Linked DNA regions of Homo sapiens: region 2 is linked to region 1. A link is an interaction called in ENCODE POLR2A ChIA-PET data of the cell type or tissue named here. Cell type or tissue: GM12878. All regions are shown on one strand.

What was found. Peaks named below come from ENCODE experiments on the same cell type or tissue, not always from the same donor. Only the 100,000 strongest peaks of a DNase experiment are listed, where the experiment ranks them.
Region 2: POLR2A ChIA-PET joins it to region 1 with 5 read pairs; 7 of 35 experiments call an interaction of 5 or more read pairs at or near these places.

Annotation. Positions count from the first base shown.
Region 1 is chr12:111,561,825-111,564,324 of GRCh38, reverse strand. All of the region lies in intron 1 of ATXN2 (ataxin 2), which reads left to right. Among named protein-coding and RNA genes, the nearest start is that of ATXN2, 36 kb to the left of the region's middle. In GM12878, no CTCF peak of the experiment used is centred here; no DNase peak of the experiment used is centred here; H3K27ac peaks cover 565 bases.
Region 2 is chr12:111,669,566-111,672,065 of GRCh38, reverse strand. The region is part of intron 5 of BRAP (BRCA1 associated protein); the gene reads left to right. It also overlaps the pseudogene PCNPP1. Among named protein-coding and RNA genes, the nearest start is that of BRAP, 15 kb to the left of the region's middle. In GM12878, no CTCF peak of the experiment used is centred here; no DNase peak of the experiment used is centred here.

The sequences.
Region 1 (2,500 bases):
TTTCTTTCCCTTGTTCTGATTGGGCTGTTAATTCATTAGGTATTTACTCAGTGTGTATCATATGAGGCATGATTCCTCTGCTAATTTTGGTAGTGGTAGAAAGATACTTTTGCCAAGCTTGGTTGTTAGGTTTTCATTTGTCCAAGAGTTCCTGACCAAGTGTGAATGGATGTTGAAATCAAGGTGTTTCTTTGGCCACACAATGTGCCTTTGGGGGCTATATCTATGTGCTTCTGGTACCTTCTTTTAATTTTCACAAAGACACTGCTTGCCGACCACACTGTTTTGTCTAATGTGGGGCTATGACCCCCTGGAAGAGGCATCATTTTCTGATTTTCACAGAAGCATAATATGGTCAGGTGATGGTCCTGAGTAGTGGGTATATGACAGATACACTAGTAATTATAATACAGATCTAAACTGGAGAGTTGAAAACAGCATCGTATATTTGATTGAGATAATCGAAGGAAGACTTCCTGAAAAGATGGCATTTGAGTTTCAAGGCTGAGTAGGATTAAGTATTATTATTTAAAAAATGCCTTGGACAATGCATTAAATAGAGTTAACAAATCACATCACTTATAGTCTCCAATTAAAAACATTTTACTTAAACATAATTTTAGACTTTTAGAAAAATTGCAAAGATATTATAAAGAATTCTCCTATATATCTCACCTGTATTCTTCAAGTAACATTTTACCATATTCACCTTAACATTTTCTCTGTATTGGTAATTGTATATGTAAGATTTAATATAAAATAAAAATTCTTATTAAACATATGAGAGACATGATGCCTCTTTAGCCCTAAATACTTCAACTTGTATGTACTAATAACAAGGGCATTCTATTTCAAAACCACAGTACAGTTGTCAAAATAAGGAAATTAATAATTGTGTCAAACTGTTATTCTGTTTATAGACCTTCTAATGTCCTTTAAAACAATCAACAAATCAACATTTTTCTGGTCAAGAACCAGTAAATATGTATATTCTACATATATATATACACATATATATACACACATATATTCTACATATATATGTGGAATATACGTATTTACTCCCTCTGTCCAAGAACCAATCCAGGATTGTTACCTTCGGTTATCATGTATCTTTGGTCTCCTTTAATCCAAAGCAGTTTCTTTGTCTTTTATGACTTGACACTTTTGAAGATTACAGGTTATTTTGTAGACTGTCCCTCAACTAGGGTTTATCTGAGGTTTCCTTATGATTAGATTCAGATATTTATTTTTGGCAGGAATACAACAGAAATGATTTGTGTGTTTTTCTCATTGCATGATATCAGAAAGTGCATTGTATATATTTATCCCATTACTGGGGTTGTTAACTTTGATCACTTGGTTAGAGTTGTGTCTACTAAGTTTCTTCACTATAAAGTTATTTTTCACTTGGTCATTTCATCAGTATCTTGTGGGGAGTTACTTTGTGGTTATATAAATACTCTGTTTCTACTTTCCCTTACTATATTTAGCTTCTGTGGACACTTTTGCCTGAAACAGTTATTTACTATGGTGTTACCAAGTAGTGATGCCCTTTTCTTCCATCATTCTGTCTACATTTTTTTTTTTTTTTTTTTTTTTTTGAGATGGAGTTTCGCTCTTATTGCCCAGGCTGGAGTGCGGTGGCCTGATCTTGGCTCACTGCAACCTCTGCCTCCCGGGTTCAAGCAGTTCTCCTGCGTCAGCCTCCCGAGTAGCTGGGATTACAGACATGCGCCACCACTCCTGGCTAATTTTGTATGTTCAGTAGAGACAGGATTTTTCCATGTTGGTCAGGCTGGTCTCCAACTCCCGACCTCAGGTGATCCACCCACCTCAGCCTCCCAGAGTGCTAGGATTACAGGCGTGAGCTGCCACACCAGGCCTTCTTTTTCTCTTTTAAGAGATAGAGTCCTGCTTTGTCACCAAGGCTGGAGTGCAGTGGCATGATGATAGTTCACTGCAGCCTCAAACTCCTGGGCTCAAGTGAACCTCCCATCTGTAGCTGGGACTACAGGCACCTGCATAACACCTGACTGTTTTTTAAAACTATTTTAGAGATGGGGTCTTGCGAAGTTGCTCAGGATGGTCTTGAACTCCGGGTCTTAAGTGGTCCTTCTGCCTCAGCCTCTGGATTAGTTGGCATTACAGGCATGAGCCATTGTACCTGGCAAGTGCATATTTTCTTTTTTTTTTTTTAAGGTGGAGTCTCGAGGCCGGGCGCAGTGGCTCACACCTGTAATCCCAGCACTTTGGAAGGCCGAGGTGGGTGGATCAAGAGGTCAGGAGATCGAGACCATCCTGGCTAACATGGTGAAACCCTGTCTCTACTAAAAATACAAAAAATTAACTGGGCATGGTGGCACACGCCTGTAGTCCCAGCTACTCGGGAGGCTGAGGCAGGAGAATTGCTTGAACCCAGGAGGTGGAGGTTGCAGTGAGTCAAGATCATGCCACTGCACTCCAGCCTGAGCGACAGAGGTAGACTCTGTCTCAAAAA
Region 2 (2,500 bases), 110 kb before region 1:
CCTGGCTAATTTTTTAAATTTGTTTTAGAGACAAGATCACCCTGGCTGGGCGCGGTGGTTCATGCCTATAATCCCAGCTCTTTGGGAGGCTGAGGTGACGGATCGCTTGAGCACAGGAGTTGGGAGGCCGAGGTGATGGATTGCTTGAGTGTAGGAATTCGAGACCAGGCTGGGCAACATGACGAAACCCTGTCTCTACAAAAAATACAAAAATTAGCCAGGTGTGATGCTGAGCACCTTTGGTCCCAGCTACTCAGGACCCTGAAGCAGGAAGATCACCTGAGTCGGGGGAGGTCCAGGCTATAGTGAGCCGTGATCTTGCCATTGCACTCTAGCCTGGGCAACAGTGAGACCCTGTCTCAAAAAAAAAAAAAAAAAAAAAAAGTCTCTCTGTTACCCAGACTGTTCTTGAACTCCTCAGCTCAAGCATTTTTCCCACCATGGCCTTCCAAAGTGCTGGGATTACAAGTGTGAGCGACTGTGCCTGGCCTCTTGATTCCGTTTTGTTTTGTTTTGGAGACAGAGTGTCACTCTGTTGCCCAGGCTGGAGTGCAGTGGCACTCTCTTGGCTCACTGCAACCTCCACCTCCCAGGTTCAAGCGATTCTTGTGCCTCACCCTCCTGAGTAGCTGGGATTACAGGCATACGCCACTATGCCAGGCTAATTTTTTTATTTTTAGTGGAGATGGGGTTTCACCACACTGGCCAGGCTAGTCTCGAACTCCTGGCCTCAAGTGATCTGCCCACCTTGGCCTCCCAAAGTGCTGGGATTATAAGCATGAGCCACTGTGCATGGCGTTGATTCTGTTTTGATAGCAATTTGTGATGGCTCTGATCTTTCACTCCCATGGGAACCTTTCCTATATTATGTGGTCACTGGAATCATTTTGTAAAGTAGCAATACAGCTCTTTATTTTAAGATATATTTTAAGATTAAGATTTCTTTTTCCTTTCTTTTTTTTTTGGAGACATGAGTCTCACTCTGTCACCCAGGCTGGAGTATAGTGGCGTGATCTTGGCTCACTATAACCTCCACCTCCCAGGTTCAGGCAATTCTCGTGCCTCAGAATCCCAAGTGGCTAGGACTATAGGCATGCGCCATCACTCCCGGCTACTTTTTGTATTTTTAGTAGAGATGGGGTTTTGCCATGTTGGCCAGGCTGGTCTCAAACTTCTGATCTCAGGTGATCGGCCCACTTTGGCCTCCCAAAGTGTTAGGATTACAGGCATGAGCCACCGCGCCCGGCCAGATTTCTTTTATTTTAAATTAGACCTGGGCCAGATGCGATGTCTCATGCTTGTAATCCCAGCACTTTAGAAGGCCAAGGTGGGCGGATAACTTGAGGTCAGGAGTTTGAGACCAGCCTGGCCAACATGAGGAAACTCATCTCTACTAAATATACAAAAATTAGCCTGGTGTCGTGGCAGATGCCTGTAGTCTCAGCTACTCCGGAGGCTGAGGCAGAATTGCTTAAACCCCGGAGGCCGAGGTTGCAGTGAGCTGAGATTGCGCCACTGCACTCTAGCCTGGGCAACAGAACAAGACTCCCATCTAAAAAACAAAATTAAAAAATTAAGTAGACCTGAAGGTCTTTTTACTTTGAGATCCGCTTGATGGAAGTTAGTTCTGAGTAGATTGTTTTAGCATTTGATTAGGTGAAATCAAAATTTGATAAGTGGGTGGCGGGGGAAAATGTTGGATGGGAGAGAAGAAGGCTGAAAAGTCTCAGCGAGCTGGAGCTGCCAGAGGACCTGAAGAAGAGGCAGAAAAACTTGTGAAAACTAAAACTGTTTCTTCCAGTAATGGAGGGGAAAGTTCCAGTCGCAGCATTGAGAAACGGTCAGATGAAGAAGAAGCTGCAGACCTCCCAACAAAGCCTACAGTGATCTCCAAGTTTGGATTTGCCTTAGTTGGATGACAAAGAAAGCATCAACAATATCCATCAAACTTGGATCAAATAAGCCAAAAGAAACTGTTCCAACTCTTGCTCCAAGCACTTTTTCAGGAGCAGCAGCTTTTAATGAAGATGAAGATAGTGAACCAGAGGAAATCTCCAGAAGCAAAGATGAAGATGAAGAATATTGGAAGGGATACACCAACATCAGCTGGACCAAACTCCTTCAATAAAAGAAAGCATGGGTTTTTTGATAACCAGAAGCTATGGGAGCGAAATATAAAATCTTATGTTGGAAATGTCAATGACCAAGACAATTAAACGATGTTTTGAAATTGGGGTGTGGGGTGGGTGTAAACTTAAAAGGAACAGTTTCCTTTTTTAAAGAATGGTATAAGACTATTTTTGGAGCCACTTTTTTTTTCTCTTTCATTTTTTGTTTAAATATTGAGCTGTACACTAATAAGTTAGGGTTCAAAATTAGAGGTAATTTATGTTTTATATACAGATTTCAAGACATTTGCTAATTTTGTAGTTTCATGTGATTAGTTTCCAAAGGTTACAGATAATAAATCAGAAATGGTACCTTTTTAAGAATTGCATAT